3 separate regions of the Mus musculus genome follow, and all the other regions are linked to region 2. A link is a loop called in an ENCODE intact Hi-C map of the cell type or tissue named here. Cell type or tissue: gastrocnemius. All regions are shown on one strand.

What was found. Hi-C counts contacts between places; a loop is a spot of excess contacts. Peaks named below come from ENCODE experiments on the same cell type or tissue, not always from the same donor. Only the 100,000 strongest peaks of a DNase experiment are listed, where the experiment ranks them.
Region 1: it touches region 2 in a loop (2.5-fold over the local background); 7 of 42 quality-filtered maps call a loop at or near these places.
Region 3: a loop joins it to region 2, with 4 times the contacts of the local background. A loop is called at or near these places in 3 of 42 quality-filtered maps.

What each region holds. Positions count from the first base shown.
Region 1 is chr3:15,085,859-15,093,858 of GRCm38, forward strand. No RefSeq gene overlaps it. Among named protein-coding and RNA genes, the nearest start is that of Gm42000, 34 kb to the left of the region's middle. In gastrocnemius, a CTCF peak has its summit at 4,511 (motif pointing left); no DNase peak of the experiment used is centred here.
Region 2 is chr3:14,882,058-14,890,057 of GRCm38, forward strand. Car2 (carbonic anhydrase 2) reads left to right here and starts at 4,231. Exons shown (of 7, transcript NM_009801.5): 1 at 4,231-4,729; 2 at 5,777-5,974. The coding sequence starts at 4,696. In gastrocnemius, a CTCF peak has its summit at 4,109 (motif pointing right); DNase peaks (open chromatin) are centred at 4,281 and 4,554; H3K4me3 peaks cover 1,791 bases; H3K27ac peaks cover 1,183 bases.
Region 3 is chr3:15,048,206-15,056,205 of GRCm38, forward strand. It overlaps Gm42000 (a long non-coding RNA gene), which reads left to right and starts at 7,890. Exons shown (of 3, transcript XR_878682.2): 1 at 7,890-8,000. In gastrocnemius, no CTCF peak of the experiment used is centred here; no DNase peak of the experiment used is centred here.

The DNA of each region.
Region 1 (8,000 bases), 200 kb after region 2:
CTTTAATCCCAGCACTCGGGAGGCAGAGGCAGGTGGATTTCTGAGTTTGAAGCCAGCCTGGTCTACAAAGTGAGTTCCAGGACAGCAGGGCTATACAGAGAAACCCTGTCTCAAAAAAACAAAAATAAATAAATAAACAAATAAACAAATAAATAAATAAAAATAAATAAAGACCTCCTAATGTGGTTTATGGTATCAGTAGCCATGGATTTAAAATCCCTTCAACTCTAAGCTACGGCTCAACATTTGAGAAAACTATTCAGAATCACTAATTTACTTTTTTTTTTTAAATTTTTTTCTGTTAGGTATTTTCCTCATTTACATTTCCAATGCTATCCCAAAAGTCCCCCATACCCTCCCCCCACTCCCCTACCCACCCACTTCCACTTTTTGGCCCTGGCGTTCCCCTGTACTGGGGCATATAAAGTTTGCGTGTCCAATGGGCCTCTCTTTCCAGTGATGGCCGACTAGGCCATCTTTTGATACATATGCAGCTAGAGTCAAGAGCTCCGGAGTACTGCTTAGTTCATATTGTTGTTCCACCTATAGGGTTGCAGATCCCTTTAGCTCCTTGTGTATTTTCTCTAGCTCCTCCATTGGGGGCCCTGTGATCCATCCAATAGCTGACTGTGAGCATCCACTTAAGTGTTTGTATGGCCCTGGCATAGTCTCACTAGAGACAGCTATATCAGGGTCCTATCAGCAAAATCTTGCTAGTGTATGCAATGGTGTCAGCGTTTGGAGGCTGACTATGGGATGGATCCCTGGATATGGTAGTCTCTAGATGGTCCATCCTTTTGTCTCAGCTCCAAACTTTGTCTCTGTAACTCCTTCCATGGGTGTTTTGTTCCCAATTCTAAGAAGGGGCAAAGTGTCCACACTTTGGTCTTCCTTCTTCTTGAGTTTCATGTGTTTTGCAAATTGTAACTTATATCATGGGTATTCTAAGTTTCTGGGCTAATATCCACTTATCAGTGAGTACATATCATTTGAGTTCTTTTGTGATTGGGTTACCTCACTCAGGATAATGCCCTCCAGGTCCAACCATTTGCCTAGGAATTTCATAAATTCATTCTTTTTAATAGCTGAGTAGTACTCCATTGTGTAAATGTACCACATTTTTTGTATCCATTCCTCTGTTGAGGGGCATCTGGGTTCTTTCCAGCTTCTGACTATTATAAATAAGGCTGCTATGAACATAGTGGAGCATGTTTCTTTCTTACTAGTTGGAACATCTTCTGGATATATGCCCAGGAGAGGTATTGCGGGATCCTCCGGTAGTACTATGTCCAATTTTCTGAGAAACCACCAGACTGATTTCCAGAGTGGTTGTACAAGCTTGCAATCCCACCAACAGTGGAGGAGTGTTCCTCTTTCTCCACATCCTCGCCAGCATCTGCTGTCACCTGAATTTTTGATCTTAGCCATTTTGACTGGTGTGAGATGGAATCTCAGGGTTGTTTTGATTTGCATTTCCCTGATGATTAAGGATGCTGAACATTTTTTCAGATGTTTCTCATACATTCAGTATTCCTCAGGTGAGAATTCTTTGTTTAGCTCTGAGCCCTAGTTTTTAATGGGGTTATTTGATTTTCTGGAGCCCACCTTCTTGAGTTCCTTATACAAATTTGATATTAGTCCTCTATCTGATTTAGGATAGGTAAAGATCCTTTCCCAATCTGTTGGTGGCCTTTTTGTCTTATTGACAGTGTCTTTTGCCTTACAGAAGCTTTGCAGTTTCATGAGGTCCCATTTGTCAATTCTTGATCTTACAGCACAAGCAATTGCTGTTCTATTCAGGAATTTTTCCCCTTTGCCCATATCTTCAAGGTTTTTCCCACTTTCTCCTCTATAAGTTTCAGTGTCTCTGGTTTTATGTGGAGCTCCTTGATCCACTTAGATTTTACCTTAGTACAAGGAGATAGGAATGGATCAATTCGCATTATTCTACATGATAACCACCAGTTGTGCCAGCACCATTTGTTGAAAAGCCTCAAATAATCCAAACTTGAGAGGAGAACACACACACACACACACACACACACACACACACACACACACACACACACACACCCCAGGAACATTTGTGTGTCCTAGTATGTACAAAAACTTCTATGAACATATTTATACATGTTTAATTTATAACTTGAGAGAAACACAGACACCTAAATTGAAACTTGTCAAGGAAGCAAGTAATTATAGTTTTAAAGTAACCATGGCTAAGAGTCAAATATGAGAAGAAGCTCTAGGTTAATGCTATAATTGTTGCCAAGATAGTGTATTTGTTTAATACACATCATTGTAAGTCAAGATGAGAAATCCTTTCTGGTGAACATGTACCATACTCTCGTGAGGGAGCATGCAGCTTCAGAAACATTCTTTTAGATGTTATCTTCAGGTATGTTTGTTTCCTGGCCTCCTTCAAAGTGTCCCAAGCAACCTATTCCTTCTGTTCTACTTATATGCTACCACATGCTTGCAATGTCTGCAGACAGGGTATTGAATTGGATGGAAAAAATCATCCAGAATCATCCAGCAGAAATTACTTTCGTACAACATGTAAGAAATCACTTGTGTGGGATCACAGTTTATTTACTTTTCTTAACATTTTGCTTCTTGACATAAGTTGAAAGTACATGATCTGACACAATTTGGACATGGGAATACTTTCCTAAGGGTCTTAACTATTTATTGGCTGAAAACTTTCATACAATATATTTTTATTATATATAAGATTGGGGCTTGATCTGGAACGTAGTTTATATACCCACTATCATCCCACTGGAGAAAACTTACTTCTCCTGTCCCTGCAGGCTAGAATTGCAAATAAAGCTGTGACTTGAAGCACTTCCCTTTCTCTGTGCTGGGATTTTTTTTTTTTCCAGTTTGAACTTGTGCACATCTTATGTGTGTCACTGAGTTTAGATGTGCATCCGACTCTGTTTCCTTGGCATCATCCACCAATTCCAACTATTACAATCTTTCCACCTTCTCTTCTGCAAAGATCCTAAGCCTTGTCGAGAGTGCTTTGATGAAGATATCTCATATAGACCCAACTTTTCTAAAGTATTTCACTTTTTGATCTTTGGGTTTCTTTGTTAATTCCCATCTACTGCAAGAAGAAGCAAAAAGTAGGCAGTATCTAAGGATAGAGCAATACGTTATTAGGAGTCATTTTATTGCTATGGACCTTAATAATGTAATAGTCTAAGGTTTCCCCTTAGTACTAATGAGCTGTCTAATCTCAGGTTCTTAGTCACTTTGTCAATGTCAGGTATGTGTTTTCCCTCATAGGGTGTGTCTTAATTTCCTTTTAAGTTTTCTTTTACTTGATTGCTCCCATAATATTTTCACTATCACTGAATCTGCATATCTTGTAGGCAGGTAGCTACTGTAAGGCACAGCGTTCAAGGTGGTGTGATATTGACAATTCCGTCTCTCCTCTGGTAGTGTATACTGTACCTTCCAGCACAATGAATGGTACTTAGTAGGGTTGAAGTTTCTAGTTGGCATCAGCTCAGTTTTTCATGATTAATGAAATGAGTATGTTTTATCCTCAGCAATAGGGCCTTGCCCTCAAGCAGTGGAGGATAACAAACATTACCTATATTTTGTAATGCTGGGGGTGGGAGGCACCTAAGGGACCCCTGCGACCAATGACTCAGAAGACATAATCTATTACTGGTACTGGGAGTTTTACTTGGTAGGATAACATGACTAGTTAGTACTTTGTCTTCTTCTATCCTCCTGGATTCCTGTGTGCACAGATTAGCAGTTTAGGCCTGTTTGATAGTTCATTAAGATTGCCAAATATCAATCCTCAGGTTAAAATCAGATGTTGAGTTTTAATATATTTTAAAAATAATTTTATGCATATTGAAGAGGAGGAATGATGATATATAGAGTACAAAGTTTGCCATACTTCAAAGAAAATAATAATTAATAAAAGGATCTATAGTAATTTATTTTATAACTATTAATCAAATAGTTTTCAGCAGAAATAGTCTCTGGACTTAGCCATTACTGATATCCCCTATAACATTATGCTGCCATTGAGAAGTGTCTGTGCCCCAAATAATCTCTTAAGAAAGGCTTTTAGTGATCTGTAGACATTGTAATGTGCATAGGTGTTTACAGCATGACAATTCTGCTGCACAATGACACAAGTAACAAGAAGACCCCAAAGGAAGATGGTTCCAGCAGGGACTGAGAATTCTGTCTCCAGAATTCTTGTCTCTAGATCTTATGGTTCTGAAGGCATTCAGCCTCAGTGTGTCCAGTGACTTTTCATCTGACAGAGCCCTCGACCTTACAATATGACTCCCCTGTGAGAATGTTCAGGTAAAGGCATCTTTCCTGTCTAACCCTGCTGCCTTAGTTTAGCCATTCTGAACTCCTGTCTTGATTTCACTCATAAATCATTTCCTGTCACACTTATGGTTTGTTCCCAACTTTCCAGTCTTTCTGAAGTACAGGAGCCTGAAAATAACTTCCCAGATGTGTCTACTGCCCTCCTCTGGGATATTCTTCAGAGACAAGCTTAAAATAGTGCTGGCCTTCTGAGCCTGGGACTTCAGCATTCTCAGGCAATTGTGCATTTTCAAAATTAAAATAAAAGATTGAAAATCTCCACTAACCACATAACATTCAGTTCACCAATTCATTTTGTACAAAGCCATACATATTTTAAAGATAGAGGTTATGTTCATAGAGGGGTGACTCGGCTCATGACACAGTGAGATATTTTAGGCTTCTTCTGTTCTCCAAACCATGTTAGTGGCTAAAAAGCATTTCAGAGCATCTGGGCTTGATGGGCAACAAGATGACACTGAGACCTTAGTGTGATCACATTATAAGGATTTAAAAATTCTTCCTGAAAAAAATTACTTTAAAAAAATCCAAACAAAATGAAGTGAGCACAACTAAGTGAAATGTATAAAATAAATAGGAATGAATTAACACAGCAAAACAGAGAGCTCTCATTTCCCCAAGTAATTTATGTTAGAGTAGATTGGGTTGTGTGTGTGTGTGTGTGTGTGTGTGTGTGTGAGAGAGAGAGAGAGAGAGAGAGAGAGAGAGAGAGAGAGAGAGAGAGAGGCCTAGTGCATTTTTAAAAGGTATTTTCTTAATTTACATTTCAAATGTTATCTCCTTTCCTGGTTTCCCCTCTGAAAACTCCTTATCCTCTCCCTCCTCCCCCTGCTCCCCAACCCACCCACTCCCACTTCCTGGACCTGACATTCCCCTATACTGGGGCATAGAACCTTCAAGGACCAAGGGCCTCTCCTCCCATTGATACTTAGTGCTTAAAACTGGACTCTCCAGAAGTGGTATGCACTCTTTTCTCCTGGGTCATGTCTCGAGCTCCCTCCTGTGTAATTTCAAAAGTACATGTATACATGTATATTTAGGACCAATTGAAATTCAAAAACACATCTGTTGGAGTAGCCTAGTTATGTGTTTCCCTCTTCTCTTTCATGGCCTGTCTGGGTATCCTGGCACTGTCCTAATCCTACTGAATTTCAGCACTTTAGTTCTAGGAATATAAGTCTCATTGTGAGACTAGGAGAGAGGGCATGAGTATTCAGGTTCCAGAAAGTAAAGAATAGCACTCATCCCCAACAGGTGAACATGTTTACCATCTGAGCTTCAGTGTCCTCCTTATCAAAATTGTCCTGTATCTTCTAATACTTGGTGTGTCCTTCTGCTAAAACTGAAGACACTTTGTTTCTTTTATATTTTTTTTTAAGGGGGAAACAAGCTCTCTCTCTCTCTCTCTCTCTCTCTCTCTCTCTCTCTCTCTCACACACACATTTGAGAGAGAGACACACAAATAGAAAGAGACAGAGAGAGATCATGAAGTTGAGTGGATAAGGAGTTGGGAAGATCTGGGAGGAGTTGAGTGAGGGGCAAGAATATGATCAAAATATACGGTATGGAATATATTGTATGGAAAAATTTCTAATAAAATTTAATTTAGAGAAATAGCTTTGGTGCAAAGCCACTTTTTAAAACCAGAGCTTCTAAATTCTACCTGCTCTTTGGTGTCTAGATAGCTGAATGATGATTCTGGTTTTTGTTCAGAAGTCATTTAAAAGTTTTACCATTTGCTCTACCCCCATTCCCAAGACACACCCAATTGGAGATTGGCCTGGTAAGTCTCAGGAACCTATAATCTAGTTTTTCTACCTGACCAGTCTACTAATTTTATCATTAATAGTTTATTTCATCATTGACATCAAGACAGGTAGGTATGTCAAGTGGAGCAATGAAAAAGCAATATGCAATTCAAAGATGGTAAAGAACATTAAATAATTGCCCCCACTTTTGATTTCACCAAGAAGAGAATTGAAAGTGCAGGTCCTAGTTCATGCAACCTCTTCCACCAACATCTTGGCTAGCTAAAGGACTTGACATTAAGTAGAACAGTAAATTCTGCTTGGAAAAGAATTGTTCTGAAGAGTGCTTTCAAGATAAAAAGTACTTCATGGAATTTTAATGGCAATTTTTTTATTCAAGCTAATGCTTCAAAGTTAAACTTTTACTAGACAACATTATAAATAAACATGATGGTATTAACTGAAATGAAAAAGACACTTTTAATATTTTACAAATCAACCTAGGAATTTTTAAATGGAACAATAATTTATTTTAAATTTTATAGAGAAAAAATGTGATGTTATTGATAATATATATATTTCAATTCTAAGCAATATTAAATGGTTTGTATACAAATTTTGAAGGAAATTCTAAAAGAACAATATTTTTAAAAAGTATGTTTTCATAGGTTGTCAAGACTTATTAAAAATCACTTTGCCCCTTCTTAGAATTGGGAACAAAACACCCATGGAAGGAGTTACAGAGACAAAGTTTGGAGCTGAGATGAAAGGATGGACCATCTAGAGACTGCCACACCCAGGGATCCATCCCATAATCAGCCTCCAAACGCAGACACCATTGCATACGCCAGCAAGATTTTGCTGAAAGGACCCTGATATAGTTGTCTTTTGTGAGGCTATGACAGTGCCTGGCAAACACAGAAGTGGATGCTCACAGTCAGCTATTGGATTGAACATAGGGTCCCCAATGGAGGAGCTAGAGAAAGTACCCAAGGAGCTAAAGGGGTCTGCAACCAGATTGATGGAACAATATGAACTAACAGTACCCCCCAGAGCTCATGTCTCTAGCTGCATATGTAGCAGAAGATGGCCTAATCGGCCATCACTGGGAAGAGAGGCCCCTTGGCCTTGCAAACTTTATATGCCTCAGTAGAGGGGAACATCAGGGCCAAGAAGTGGGAGTGGGTGGGTAGAGGGGTGGTGGGGGAGGGTATGGGGGTCTTTTGGGATAGCATTTGAAATGTAAAATAAGAAAATACCTATTTAAAAAAACATTAAAAATTATTTTTATCTTATGTATATGAGTGTTTTGCCTACATGCCTGTCTGCGCACCTATCATGTGCATGCCTAGTGCGAGTGAAAGCCAGAGAGAATGTTGGATCTCTGAATATGGAGTTATAAATTATTGTGTTCTATTATGTGCTTAAGCCTGTGCCTCTCCCTTTATCCAACCCTGTCTCAGTTTAAGCCCACACTTAAGGTGGGATTTACTAATTGGAACGGAGGGGTGGAGATGGGAATGGGTAAGCTCTAGGGAACATGTTCCCTCTGCAGCCTGTGTCTACTGGCCCTGCTGCTTCCCCCCATAAGCCCTGCCCAGGTGACCTGTTCCCATACCATGGATTGGAGAAAGCCAAGCTCCGAAAGCACCTCTATTTGTTCCCTTGGGAACTGAAGCAACTCAGGAAGAGATCTGCCTCCAAGGACTATTTCCCACTATACCCTAGAAATGGTCTAGGGGTTACCGCTTCAGGAGTACTTTGTGTTTTCTTTTAGCTTTGCAGTTTTAAATGCCCTGCCCCCGCACTGCCCCTCTCCCCCTAAGTGTCTGAACGCTTGTAGAGCTTTTTACACCCAGGTCTGAAAATGTAGTTCTACTG
Region 2 (8,000 bases):
TAGGTTTTATAGAAGTTAAATATTACCAGGTATCATGAAAAAGCAAAGGCATTTTTAAATATCTTTAAATTTAGAAATGTGCATACTACAATTTTTTTTTAATCTACAAAACAGCTTGCTAAGGGCAGTTGAACTCAACTGTTTGTAGATGTAATGTTAATGTTATCTCAGACACATATTTTACTTAGAGAGACTTTGGCAGGATGCTCTAAAAGTGTTCTGCATGCTGACCCAACCTGGCTTTCTGGAGTAGGATTGCACATAAAATTTTCACACATTGTTCTTCTAGCATCATGGAGCAGGGTCTTTGACCAGGAGGAATGCACTGGCTCTCAGTGGGCCAAAGGACAGGTGGCTGAGGGTTCAAACCGGAACCAGAGTTGCCAGTTTGGTCCACACCTGACTCTTGCACTTGCTAGCTGAGTGACCTGTACTCAAGAACCTTATTTCTGTCCTCCAGTGCCACTGCTTCAGTGCAGACTGCTGTGAAGTGTTTAGAACTGCATTGCTGGATACACGCTTTTAGTAAGTTAATTTTTTAGAATTGTGTTGGTAAATTAATACTTTTAGTAAGTTTAGAATGTAAAAACTCAAACACACTAATTAAATGCTCCTTTTCCATTCAAGTTAGTGGCACAGAAAAGACAAACTATTATTTTTTTAGTGAAAAAGTATTATAATAATCATTATATTATTTATTCAGACGTGAAACCATGCCAGGCCTTTGAGATCTTCCAGACCCTCTTTCTTATAATGATATTCTGGAGTAGAATTCTCCCTCATCAGTTTACAATGGAGCAGGGGAAGTTGCAAGAGACTGCCTATGTTGCTCAGGGCTATACTGAAGCCCTATCGTGGACTCCACTCACACTGAAAGCTTAAATCTAATTTCACAAATGGGGACTTCTCCCGATGATAACAGGGACACTAACAGAGGAGTTAATAACACAGGAAGCCACAGCTAAGCCACATAAGTGAAATTTATCACTCAGCAGCCCTGGGTATGCTATATGTATTCCACACATGAACATGGAGGCTTGAAGACTAGAACAAATCATGCAGGCTTATGTAGAAGGTAAGACCTAGAGACACAGTACAAATCCACAAAACCTGGCTCTCATTCCTTAAGAGGAATGCTGGTAGGTTCACAGGCCAAAAGGGAAGCCAGAGCCAGAGTTTCCATATCAAAGGGACTTGGATCTTTTTCTGGAAGTAATTCTTAGAAAGACACACAGAAAGGCACAGGTAGCAAGAGTCACCCAGACCCTCCGTCTTGTCTGTAAAATGAAGAGATGAATTAGATTGCCTAAAGCTCCTAATTGTCTTAGTTCTAGTCTGTGTTATTCTCTCCTTTGCATCTGTCCCCTGGCTTCCTTGTACACTTAAACAGAAAACCTCTCCTTGGTACAGTGGTCTGTACTGCCCTTCTGGCTGCAAGTCCTGCCTGGCTGATGTCACTGCTTGTCTTCTTTTTCTTCATCCCAGTGATAAAGCTAGAAACTTCTTTGAGCAGGCTTTTATACTGACTTCTTGTATGTGAGCTGTTCTGTTCCTGGTCCTTCCTTACTGGTTCTTTAAGGGCTTCCTTCAGCAGGGCTTCTAGGACTCTCGGTGTGAGAGTGGCCTCTTATCCTGTGCCACTCTGCCTCATCCCTGGCTCTCGAGCTTCACACTCATTGGCACGGCTGGAATTCACCTTGCTTGTGTTTGCTCACTGTTCCCTACAGCCTCCACATCCACTCATCATGGACTCCAAGAAGATCGGCATCAAGTTGACATGGTAGCGGCCCAAAGTAGCACTTGAGATCTTGGGAAGTGAATGGGTTTACCTTATGTAGCCCCCCAACATATGGAAAATATGTAGCACTTAGTAGTAGCTCAATTAATACAATTGTAAAAATGATAACTCATATTTAATAAGCCATAATTGTTGGCATAATGTCAAGCCTTTTTTTACATGTTATGGCACCTAGTTTTCACCATGACCTTATGATATGAATACCATTATTATCTTAGTATTATGGGTGACATGCTGAAACTTAATTCAGAGTCACCTTAGGGTACATGCTGAAAGCATATATATATATATATATACACATATATATATATACATATATATATGTGTGTGTGTGTGTGTGTGTGTGTGTATATATATATATATATATATATATATATATATATATATCCCAGTCAGCTGTCAGCTGGAGGCTTTCTCTTTGGCCAGATGCTTACTTTTGATATAGTTTGCATTGTGTTTTATACAGCTCTGTTTAGGATAAACTTCAAAGCCGTAATTTTCTGATGGCTTCAGGTGGCAGGTGATTAATGTGCACTCACTAACTTAATTCTTACAACAGTCCTAACTGGGTGTAATTATTCTCACTTCCCACATGAGCAAGCAACAGCAAATTAGGATGATGGTTTACAAACTGATGATTAAATAGTTCTATCAGCTTAGAAAACTGCATCATAGACAGTAGGCTAGGGACATGTCTACATACAGGACTCTAGGAGTCCTAAGAAGTGAATGGCTGTTAGTCTCACTAAAAACTTAATACTTTAATGACTATGAAACTATCTACTTATTTCATTAATTATTGAATAAATCATATATTTCTTTGTAAAATATATTAACTAGCTAGATTTAGTGTAAATCAAATGCTTTGTCATTTTGTTTTAAAATTTTGTTCTGATTTATCTCAAAGACTTTTTGTTATCATAATTGGAACATGTCTTAGTAACTTTATATGTTTTTTTTCTGATTATGTTATATATACCCATATATATGAATATATGTGTGTATATGTACATATGAATATGTATATGTACATATGAATATACATACATATATACATAAATTTCCCCCACCTCCTGGGTTAGAAGGAAGTACATTTCTTCCCTCTAAAAACATGAATACATAAGCATTGGTTTTATTTTTACAAGCCCAGTGTTACTATCTGGCAGCCAGTGAATGACTGCCTGGGAGGAATGTCCCCAGTACAGCAGAGCTAGACAGTGACTGATCCACATGATACTATGAAGTCATCTCCATCATGAAGACCTGACAGAAAGAAAATGCCTACAGCCTCTGTAATTTGAAAAGAAAATGAATATGAGATATAATACCTGATGCTCTCTTGACTGTCCAAAGGTGGGCAAGGAGACTCCCTAGCAGGAGCCTGGCTCCCACTAAAACGTACCAGACAGGATGAGGATTCCCGTAGCTGCAACCAGAATTGGTGGGGTCTGAAGCCTTGAGAAGCACTTCATCAAAATCTGTTCTTATTCCACGCACGGTAGTAATGGAACAGGAAATGGGAAACCCCTAGCAAATTGTGCATCTCTAGTGTCACAGATGCAAGGGACTATTTGTGAATTGCACTTTGTAATGGTCCTATAAAACATTCTTCATCAAAAATTTCTTTTGACATCAACCTGAAGAGTCTTGTATAGAGAAGACCATAATTTTCTGAGTCTTAGTATAAGAACAAGGAGATCTACATGTGCATCATCTTTGTGTGGCACTGGGTGAAATAAAGGCACATGATGAGTCTGAGAACACTTAAAATGTAGTCAGATATTTTTCATTATACTTACACATAGATTCTAATATATAGGTAATGTGATGTCTAGGTGCCTCCATAGAAACACAAAAAAACTGTACCCTTCTCAATTTGAATTCTAAATAATATGGCCTCAGGTCCACAATAGATTCAATACAAAAAAATTGTTCTCAAAGTCAAATAAGAAAAAAAGTGTTAGGTGAAGAGAAATGTTTAAATAAAAATACACAAAAAGAACATTGAAAGGTGTGTCCCCGGGACACCCACGGTCCCTGGGAAGCCATACAGCTACCTTTCTTTTCTATTTTTTAAGTTTTGTGTTTTTTGTTTTGTTTTGTTTTGGGGGGGGGGGGTTGGTTTCGGCTTGTCAAATACAAATTCCTTTGCCAGGAAGGGGAAGTTCTCATCTCCTTGGAAGACATTTTTAAAATCCAATTCCAAAAAGCAAAGCGATTTTTGAGAATTGTTGGTTATGTTACATCAACAGTTCGGTGCCTAGGGTTAATTTGTGGAGCAAGCGGGAAGCTGGAGGGCGCCCTGGCGGCAAAGCCGGGTCGTCTTCCCGCAGCCCGGCAGCAGGGGGCCCCCCCGCTTCCCGCTCCCGGCTCCAGGATCCCCGCTCCCGGAGCCTCTAGGACGCTCCCCGCCCAAGGTCAAACTCCGCAGCCGCGTGCGTGCGGGCCGCGGCCGGGTGGCCGGCTGGCCCGCCAGCTCTGGGAAGCGGAGCCCCGCTGTGCGGGCGGGTGACCAGGTCGGTGCTCACAATGGGGCTGGGGAGTAGGGGCGCCGGCCCGCGAGGCTGCGCAGCGCCGGGGCGAGCTGGAGAGCGCGCAGCTGCTGCAGAGCGGGTCGGACGCAGAAGCGGAGAGCAGCCGGAGGGCGCCCCGCCCCAAGCAAGGTGCGGGGGCCCTCGAACACCGAGGCCTCCGCCTGTCACCTCTGCCTGTCACCTCCGTCCGCCACCTCCACGGTCTCCTCCCCTTGCTCAGGTCCACTCGGTCCCTCCCCTGGGCCGCCCAGAGCACCAAGTTGGCGGGAGCCTATAAAAGCCGGACGGTGCGACCCGCGACACACACTGCAGGACCGCTAGACGGACGACAACTTCTGCTCTGCCCCAATCACCGGCGTGACCATGTCCCACCACTGGGGATACAGCAAGCACAACGGTGAGTGGGGAGGCCGCGCGCTCCGGGCCGCGCGCTCCGGGTCTCGGCTCAGGCACCTGCCTCGCTCCGCAGATCCCGGAGCGCAGCTTGGATGCCGGGTCTCCGCTCTGGTACGTCCCTGGCGCCCGACTCAGAGCGCTCTCTAGGATCTGATCTCAAACTTGCTTGGCCGCGCACAGGGGTTGGGAGGGATAACCCAACGCAACACCCGACGACAATACCTATCGGGACCACAGCCGGTCACCCAAGGCTAACCTAGGCAGAATCGAGCAAGGGTTGTAACTAACATTTTACTTGTGTGTAGCAGAAAGGTTAAGGGGAAACACTTGTCCCCTTCACGTCTGTATCTGCTGCACTGTGGCTAAGATTCCCAGCGCACTTTGTTGTGGCATCTTCTGGAGCCCGTTTGGGTCTAATTGCGAGTTTTCCATGCATCTTTCAACTTCTAGTGTTAGAAGGTCAATCGCAGATACCTAGACGTCTTCCAGATCAAAGGCCTTGGTATATGACGCCATCTGAGGGGAAAAGAAGGTGCACTGGCTTGTGGTTGTGTGAACTTCCCAGCAAAGATAGTTCTAAAGGAGGGGCCTGAGCCTGAGTTTTGGTCTATACGGTCTTTACTGTCACCTAGTGTGGCAGCACGAGGTTCTCAGACCTGTTATAATGCCTTAGAATCTATGTTCCAAACTCAGTCACAAGAGGGCTTATATCCCCAGTCAGACCACTCTGTTTTCAGTAGTTCTGTCTAGTATTAGTCACCGAATTTGAGTGAAAAGATCTCAAAATTGCTAACGCTTGTCTGACAATGTTAAGAAATAGATGTATATTGACTCTAATTTTCGTGTTGGCCTTATGAGGTAGACTTGGAATATTATTACCCCATGTTACAAATAAAAGGACTGAGGCACATTTTGTTTTCCTAAATGTTAAGTTAGTATCACCTCCGAATGTTGAACTGAGCAGACTGTCTAGAAACACCAGTGGCTTCCGGTGGCTGGTGTCTCCCTTCCCACAGCAATGACCTAACAGCTCTCTTCTCATCTCTAGGACCAGAGAACTGGCACAAGGACTTCCCCATTGCCAATGGAGACCGGCAGTCCCCTGTGGACATTGACACAGCAACTGCCCAGCATGACCCTGCCCTACAGCCTCTGCTCATATCTTATGATAAAGCTGCGTCCAAGAGCATTGTCAACAACGGCCACTCCTTTAACGTTGAGTTTGATGACTCTCAGGACAATGCAGGTCAGTGTTTAGGAAAACATCCATCGGGCTTTTTAGCCAATAGTTATTTTCGGTCTTAATGGAAAATACAGGGACACCGGCAGGAGGTCCCTGCCACCACAATTTGTGTCCGAAAGCTGAGATGTCACTCTGATTTCTTTCATAGGTCCTAGAAGTAGGCTAATTACTGTGAAGTGTCCTCAGGGACTGTCAGATATGTAGGGCATCAGGCAAGGTGCCTGTGGGATGTCACAGAAAGCAAGTCAGGTCTTTAGCAATACAGAAACCAGGGAATTCACGAAATTTTAAACTTTTAAGATTCCCTTTAACACATTTGTCCTCCTAGATGAGAGCTATCCTCAGTAGGTATGACCTAATGTGTACTGCCTTCAAGTCAGTAGCGCAGAAAGTGATCATAATCTGAATATTTAAAAGGTTGAAGCTCTTGGTAAATATTGTTTGTATTTGTCAGTGTTGACATAGGGTGAGTATATAAAGATATAAGTATCTCGTTCAAAAATTTATTCCACAGTGAAGATTTTTCAGAGTTGTTTGGATATGCTTAGGCAGTTACTGAAAAAAAAAAAATCCAATTACCATAATTTATTTGTAATAGGGCCTGCTGACAGGATGCTGGTGAATGCTTTCTTCTTTATTTAGAAAATGGAGACCCAGTCCCATTTAGACACAGTGGCTGCCTTTACGGCCTGCTGGTTGACTTAATTGCCAGTGTCCTATTTTCCTGAATATTTTCCTTTGAAGGTCGCTGAATGAAATGGGCCTGTAAACACATTGTTTGCTAGTGGATTGGAGGAAGGGGTATTTTAGAGGGAAAGGACAAAGACAGAGGAAACAGCTACTATTGCTGTCAGAGTTGGAGCTAATGACCATGCTGAATAATAGCATGCTATATAATGTATAATTAAAGTATTACAATCAGGCGGGCCATTATGTTTCAAAAGCAGCAGAGAAATCTCAAATACCTCAGTCAGAATTAACAGCTGAAGAAAGGTGGGTTTTTAGTAATCCCAGCACTAGGGTGGCAGAGGCAGGCAGATTTCTGAGTTCAAGGCCAGCCTGGTCTACAGAATGAGTTCCAGGACAGCCAGGGCTACACAGAGAAACCCTGTCTCGAAAAAGAAAAAAAAAAAATCTCTTCTCCAGTGCAGGGGTTTTCGAACCTGACAAGTCATTCAGGGTTGGTCAGTTTGGAGGAAGCTAGGATGGTTGATTGGTCCAGAACTGTGTGTGGCCAGAGTAGGCTTCAGAACTTGTTGAGCCTGTCTATCAGCAGGGGCCTGCTAGTGGGAGGCTGAAATCTTACAGATCCTTTGTTTTAAGCTGCCAGGTTTTTGTCTCAAGTGATGAGGGTGCCAAAGAAGTGGGTTATCCTGGAAATTGGCACCTTTGCTACCTAGCCATGGCCCCCTCCCTGTCTGCTTAATTGTCTTTCTCTCTCCTGTCTGCCCTCATCACTAAGATCAGTTCACACTTCATAAACTAAGGGTCATGGGGGCAGGTGAACCTTTCCGTTGTCCTCAGAATCCACCATGTATTGAAAATATCTAAAAGAGAAGAACATACAAATATAGGCTCTGACTGTAACTTTGATACAAACAAAGAAACTGTTCAAGGAAGTGTGGACTCTTGAGTTGAGATCCAAAAGATCATAGAAAGGATTGGGGTAAGAGTTCTCTGAAGGAGAATCTGAGGCTCTAGCACAGGAGACAGACAACATGGGCCAGGGGGGTTGAAGAGAGGAAGCCAGCTCAGCTGGCACAGGTCAGGGTCCGGCGCTTTTGGAGACTAGAGTAAAGGAGATGGTTCCATAGCAGGAGCCTGCAGCTAAGCCCTTGAATTTCCAAGCAGGAAGGGGGTGGGGAGCAGGATGTGTGCTTGCCAATACTTCTTTTGACTTAAACTCCCTTCCCTGGTGGGAAATCCTGGAAAGTCTCTTAGCTAGAGATTCACAGACAATGTCCTCAGTTGGGTGTCTATCAACATCTGTGAGAAGGAAAGGCTGTCACGTTGGTGCTTATAAAAATGA
Region 3 (8,000 bases), 170 kb after region 2:
AGACAGTAAAGAAAGCAAACAAAATGAAGCACGCAAAAGTTAAGAAACAGTAAGCATTCATCTATCTAGAAAAGATTAACAGCTGGAGAAGTAGCATGAGGGAAAATGTGCTTAATATACCCCAGGCCCTGCATAAATCCTCAGGAAAAATGAAAAGAAAAAAAAAACTATCCTAAAGATATCTCAACAAAAATTTAAAGCTAACTCAACTGTTTTCAATGTAGGCTGTTAAGAAAACAAAGTTAATTAAGTGGTTTTATGCTTTTTACAATGTAAATTCAGTGAAAGCTTTTTAAAATAACATAACTTTCAGAGAATTTAAACAATTTAGATGTATTTGGTGATATTTAGTACTTGTTCATATTTTTGATTTGTTTGTTTCTTAACACAAGGTCTGCAATTGCTATTTTATTTTTAGCTCAGAAACAAACTGTTCTCAATTCTTACTTATAATATGTCCCACTATAAGCAAATGTAACCCATTAAATTTGAAGTGGCCTGTACTTGAAAAACTATATCTCCTTTCAAGGCACTTTGCTAATTAAATTATGAAACAAAGCATGGCCATCAGTGGAAAGAGTGGCCCATTGGTCATGCAAAGTTTATATGCCTCAGTATAGGGGGACGCCAGGGCCAAGAAGTGGGAGTGGGTGGGTGGGGGAATGGTGGGGGAGGGTGTAGGGAATTTTGGGATAGCATTGGAAATGTAAATGAAATAAATAAATAATAAAAAATGAATAAAAAAATAAAACAAAGCATGGAAATCTATGAGTCTGGTAAGTGCTTTAATCTGTGGTTTATTCTCAGCAGTGAGCATGGTTCTTCAGAAAAAGGCAGTTCACAGAAATCCATATTACAGCTTCTCCTTCCTCTGCTCCCCCACTTCTCCTCCACCTTCTCCTTCCATCTGGATCGAGTCTCTTTCTGTCTCTCATTGGAAAACAAACAGATTTCTAAGGAATAATAATAAGATAAGATAAAACAAAACCAACTCATTGCAATTGGGCAAAACAAATGAACAGAAGGAAAGGAGCAAGAGAAAGCATAAGTAACAGAGACGCACTAGTTCTCACGAGTTCCATAAAAACAAACTGGAAGCCATATGTAAAGGACCTGGTGCAGACCAGTGCAAGGCCTTTCCAAGCTTCAGTTTCTGTGAGTTCATATGAGCTTTGATCACATGGAACTAGAAGGCAAGCTGTCGTTTCAAAATTCTTATTTTCAAAATGTGGCCTCCTAAAATCCATATTTGCCCATGGCATTAGCAAGTTAATTGCCTGAAAATATATGTGTGTGTGTGTGTGTGTGTGTGTGTGTGTGTGTGTATTAGACTGGAAAGATGGCTAACACTTGGAACTAGAAGGCTTCCTTTTCTTTGTGTCTTCCATCCCCTCTGACTTTCTCTCTCTCTCTCTCTCTTTCTCTCTCCCTCCCTCCCCTCTCCCCGCCTTTCTTTCTTTCTTTCTTTCTTTCTTTCTTTCTTTCTTTCTTTCTTTCTTTCTTTCTTTCTTCCTTTCTTCCTTCCTTCCTTCCTTCCTTCCTTCCTTCCTTCCTTCCTTCCTTCCTTTCTTTCTTTCTTTCTTCCTTTCTTTCTTTATTTCCTGGTTTCTTTGTTTCTTTATTCCTCTTTTCTACCTTTCTTTCTTTTTTTCTTAACAGTAATATTTGGTTTTACAATAATATGTCCTCGGGTTATTTAATCTCAGGCTCTTGGTCATCCAAGCAGTGTTAGGTATTGGATTCAACTCTGAGAGTAGGCTTTTTGTCAGATGTTGGTTGGTTACTCCCTCAGCCTTTTGTGCCCCCATTGTATTAGCATACCTTGCAGGCAGGATACTATAGCAGATTCACAGGATTGTGACTGAATCTGTGCTTAACAATTCTCTTTTGGTAGCATGGGAATACCCTTTTGTCATATTATGCATGAGTAGGCATGAGTGCATTGTTCATTCTGAATTACTAACCTCAGAGTAACCACCTTCTCCTATCTCTTTTCATTGTGTTGGTTTCCACCTGATACAACAGGCTAAAGCTCTGCACAGTCAATTGTGAGTATATTTAATGAGTAAAAGACACAGAAATGCAGTCTCCATTCTTCTCCTCTTCATTCACTAAGTTGTTCTCCAAAATCTGGATGAATGAAAACATTTAATATATGGGGACACCAATCTTATCAGGTGGAACAGCTCTGACTCACAGATTTAACTAGCTTTATTCTTAGATAATATAATGATGACCAACATAGAAACTGTAATACATGGTCAATTTTTGGCTTTATTAAACAATATAGTTAAAGACATTATCATAATAACAGATTCTATTTTCTATGACATATACTGAGTATTGGGGACAATGTATGTTGGAGGTTGGCATTATTCAACCTCCAATATGGAGATGGTTAGAAAATGCAGAACAATTATTTTAATTTCTTTTCTGCAAATAATTCAATATAATGATGTTGGCTTTCAGTTTATGCTTTATGTCTTATCCTTTCTTGGTTCAAATTTTAATTATAGCTCTTCCTTTATGGAATGGTGATGGGCACAGAGTGAAAGGCAGGGCTCCTGGATTTCCAGACAGCATGTAATCTTATGATTGCTGAAAACAGCCCTAATTACTCATACTCTATGGGAAAACTACTTGATATAAGATTTTGCAAGGAAAATGGAGACATCAAAGAGTGACTATGCACTAAAAATAAGTAGTTGGAGTAGAAACAACTTTACATTTATTGACTTTCTTAGATTCTAATGCCATAAGAAAAATCCAACCACTTAAGTATTTTGAATTCTGATATTTCCTTTCTAAGTTTTAATGGTATTTCTCACTTTTAAGTCAAAACAACATACTCATAAAATGTAAAGAAATTAGAATTAAATAGTATGTAGTGACCAATTCTACTGATATAATTGGGATTAACTATTGTATTGGGTAGTTTAGATAATTTAACATTGACCTTTAGTGAAATTTTTAGTAAAATTATCCCAAGAGGGGCAGCAAGTTTGAGACTGGAGCCAGATTGTATGGTTTAGGATTTGGCAAGCGCAATGACATTAGGCAGGCTATTTAATCTTTAAAGCCCAATTTCATTCTTCATTAAATGAGATTAATGATAATATAAACATCCTATAATCCCTTTGAAGAATAAAGAAGTTAATGTATTAATATATGTGGGAAGAGTCTGTCACATAAGTATTCTATAAGTGTAAATTACTGAGGTCATGTGCCACCTAACCTTGATTCAGTTAACAAGGGCCAGCATGTATGGCAGCAGACATTAATCTCATTCACATATGCCTAGTTAAATTAAACAGAGGCAACTTAATTTGGATAACTGCCATCTATTGTATTCAATCAAAGTTTCTGGACAATGAAGTTCTCAAAAAATATTGTTATCAAGCAACATTTGTATTTGGAAAATAATAAGACTGAATAAAAGACTTTTTGAAATTCAGTGAAACTGAGGTAGATATTGATGCTCAGATTTACAAAAGAGGAATATTTACAGTCCAGGAACTTTGCCTATAGTGTCAAATAATAAAAGTATGATTTTGTGTATTGCTACATAACTGTCATATCCAATTAGATATTGTCAACCCAGAATTTATTTACTCATTCACATATATGTACTTATTTTCACATATCTTTACCTCTATAAAAATATAAGGGAATAACAAAGTCATAATTACACAAGAACAGTGAAGAGAAGTCTAAGCCTACTGTAAGGAAGAGATGGATAGAAGACAGAGCTTAAGCTTTAGCTAACTTGAGCTATACTACAGATGAAGTGGGTTACTCTGTAACCTGGACATTAGCACCCACAAAGCCTTTAGAGATGTCCAATGATGAGTTTACTCTGGGTCTTCATCATGTTTGTGAAACTAGGGACCATCCTAGACCCTGGTTGCTAAACAGTGGTTATGCCAGGCATCTAATAAATATTTATTAAATGAACACATCAGAACCAGTAGCATGTTTGGGGTGAGAACATATTGAGACAGGCAGAAAGCTTTCTTTGTAGGGAAATACCTGGGTAGGTTAAAGGAGATCTGAGCAAAGCAAGTATATTATGGGTTCCATAGAACAGGGCAACCCACAGATTCTGTACCTACTGACAAGACGTCTGTCTTCTATGTATAATAAGTTCTTGTTTTTCCTGGTAAGATTTCAACTTACCCATGTGCCTCCAAATTTAATTCATTTCAATAAACTTAGAGGGTGTCTCCTTCACTATCCCCTGGGGTACCATTTATCATTCTGTGCTGGATTGCAATCCCTCACAGATGGTACAGTTTCTGGTCTATAAAGGGACTGCACCCATTCTTCTATCTCAAAATGGAGTCAAAGACTGCTTGAAAAATGGAATTTCCTAGGGGAAAATCCACCATTTTTTACAATAGGTAGTTACATCCAGTATGATATAACCTTGATGACAACTTAATAAAGCCTACATTGTTTTTCCATTATAAAAATAATATACATCTGAAAAAAATCTTTATTTTCTAAATTTTGCTCTTATCTTTATCTATTATTATGTACAGTCACTTTCCCTAAAATTTTACTTGCCTTTTGGTGAGATGACCTTGGATGAGTTTTTTAATAGGTAGTGTAAAGAATAAATTTTTGATATATTACATATCTGAGAATATATTTATAGGTACTCTTATTAATTTATCTAAAAATAGAAATTTATTTCAGACTATTGATGGTTTCCAAAGTGGTTTTAGACTACACTGGGTACATTCAGGGTGGTAAAGCCACAGGTCAACGTGTCTTTAGCTAATCATTATTCTTCAAGAAATTTTATTTACACTTGTTCTTTAAATGAAAGATTTTGAGTATCACCCCTGTCCTTTCTCTTCCTCTTCTTTCTCCCTTGCTTTGTTTTTGTTCTGTTCTCTTTTGCTGGCTAAACCAGTGCTTTGATTTTCATTGTGATGTGACTTAATGCCTATTTAACTTAGTCGAATTCATCAATCAACATCCTTAAATCCCAGGGAACTGTTTTGATTATGTTATTATCCATTTATATGTGTTTTTTCTGGCTTTTATATATATATATATATATATACTTTAAAATTTGATGGGTTGTTTTGTTTTATAGTTTTGGTTTTAGAATTTCATAGGTAAATGTGCCTCATTTCTCAGAGGATTTCAGTTTGGTTCCCAGTCACCACTTTGAGTAGATTCCCAACCATCTGAAATTCGAGCTCCATGAGATCCAGCACCCCGTTCTGGCCACTCTGTGTACCTGCGTGCACATGGCTTTCACTCACACAGGTATTCACATATATAAAAAATAATCTGCAAAGGAAAAATAAGTTAAGATTTATGAGGATTATGTTTTATCAAAAATAGATCACATTAAAATAAAATTGAAACTTAATAATGGTAAAATACAACAAAGCACATAAAGACAACGCAGTGTTTCAGTTGCTTAAGTACCTCAAATCCTTATACAGTTTACAGCTCTGCAAGCACTGTCCTCTTCTTTATGTAGGAAAACAATTTTACAATATTTCCTATGGTCAGAACATAAATATTTAAGACTTTCTTCTCATTAATGAAATGGTACTACTTAGTAGGTTTGAAAATTTTTCTTTCAGATTATTAACTTGTTATAATGTTGCATTAAGTTTTAAGATAGTAGTTTTGAGAAAACCACTCAAGTTTGCTTCATGTATGCACTAGACCATTGTCAGACATTATCTAGTGCACTTCTGTTGGAGGAAGGCTTTTATTCTGAACACTTATTCAACAGAAAGATGAAAAGATATAAGGTATACAACTGATGTTGGCAGAATTCTCGGGAACCAAGCTCAGGCAAAAAGGTTTTGCTGACCTTGGCCTTTTCTTAACAATTTCTGCACCGTGGTTGTCATAAAAAGCTCTTATCCACCATGTGTTACCATGATAATAAGCTCACTCAGACCCAGAACCAACAGAGACATTCTGAAACCACAGGCCCACATTACTCATTCCTCTCTTAAGCTGCTGTGTCAGACATGTTGATACAGCAACAGAAGTGTGTCCCGGTCTATTAACTCCTGCAGCTGTTCCTTCTGGTAAGCAGCCCTGGAAGGTTAATTCAGACACAGTGTCCTTGAAATTTGTACATTTGATATTTTGCAGCATTACTAATGTTATTTCAATTAAATACTGTAAACTTACCATGTATCTGATATTGACCACAATTGTTTTCTTTGTAAAATGACATCTGGAAAGTTATATACTCATAGCATTTTAGTATAAGTATAAAATGAGAAAGAGGGTTTTAGTTTGAGGAAATGACTTTAGAAGCTAAGAGAATCTACCACCTATGTAATTTCATCATTCTTTTTTGTTTTTTTCTGAGCAAATTGTACCTATTAAGCTAAGATCAGGACAAACTATATAATACAGTGACATTATCTATAACATGGTTGTAGAGAATGCTGATCTCAGGAAAGCTTCAGTAAGAAATAAACCCACACATCTCTAAGAGATGTACTCTTTATCAGAACGGAATGGTATACATGATTAATATTACAGAATACAAAGAAAGATAGTCTGAATTACTATAAAGTACCTATGTGCACAATATTTCAAACACTTCCATATAAATATTTATATGTTTTTCTTTAATCCGCAGCTACCTTAAGAGTTCCCTTGAATGCTGCAGTTGATTAAAAAAAAAAAAAAAAAAAAAACAAAAAACCTCCTTAAAGGAAAGACATCAAGAAAGAAAGGTAATAACTCCATCATCCTGAGGGGAAATTCTTGTGCTTCCCAAATGCGTCCTCCCTTTCACCATACTCCGCTCAGCACTGGTCTCAATCTCTGCTTTTCCTTGTACATCTAAGTTCTAGAAGATGTACTCCCTTTTTGTAGGTGCAGCCATAGTCTGCATCATTAAGGGTACATAGTGTCTTGTGAGCCACAGACATTCTTCTTCTATGTTATACTGATTTAATTAGGCCATTTCTTAGAACCAGACACACTGTTGGAAGAGCCCACAAAGAGCTGAAGAATCCTCTGCCTTAACAATCCTCAAGCATTCAGCCAGAGACTGTGTGGGAAATCCTTCACAAAATACAGGTTTTGTCAATTTGAATATTATTTAATATAGAAAATATACATGCGTGAGACCATGGATATTAGTTCTATTGTAGGCAGCGAATTTGTTGTAAAGTATTACTTATGATTTTTTGGAGACTTGCTTGTTGGGGCCGGCCTGCAGCTCTCATGTCCGGGTTCGAGCCTGGAAGACATCTTGGAACTGGAAGAGAAGAGGGAATCTAGGCGGGTAGAGAAATAATGGAACCAAGACAAGCTAGTCTGCTCAAGGTTCAAATTTTTAATGGCGGACACGCTTTATAAAGGAGAGGGAAAAGCCCATTCCCTCCAAATCATCTTTGGAGCCCAGCTGCAGGTGACCACATGTAGGATCAGATGTAGACTTTGGAACAGCTAGGCCCACTCCCAGAAGGTAGCAGCAGCGGCAGTGGCAGAACAATAGAGTGATCCAGGGAGGCAGGCTCCACCCTAGGTGATCTCCTTAGTGGCAAGCAAAGTCAAGGTCTGGCTCAGCCTGCTTCAGGCTTGTGGGAGGCTACATCTCCTTCCTGTTATTAATATAAAAAAGAAAGGCTGGACTGTGGCATACAATTTATTTATGCTCTATAGTTCTGCCTGATTTCTTTGGGCCTAGTGAAGAAACCTGTCTCAGTGGGATTCCCTAACTTTTCTCATGGTAAACCCTTGTTTGATTAAGACTGTCCTTACTGTCCTAGTAAACATTTTGCAGACCTGCCCTGAGCTGTTGGCTCTGTCTTTTGTAATGCTTAATTAGTTACTGAATAGGTAACTTCCTTGCTGAATTCCTACTGAGTTCCAAGTTGTCGGCTTCAAGGTCTTACTTGGATGTTGGAATACTGGCGAAGGCTTAACTATGCCAGAATTCAATCTTAAAAGGCACTTATAATAAGATAATACAAAAAGAGAGCACGCGGATCCATACA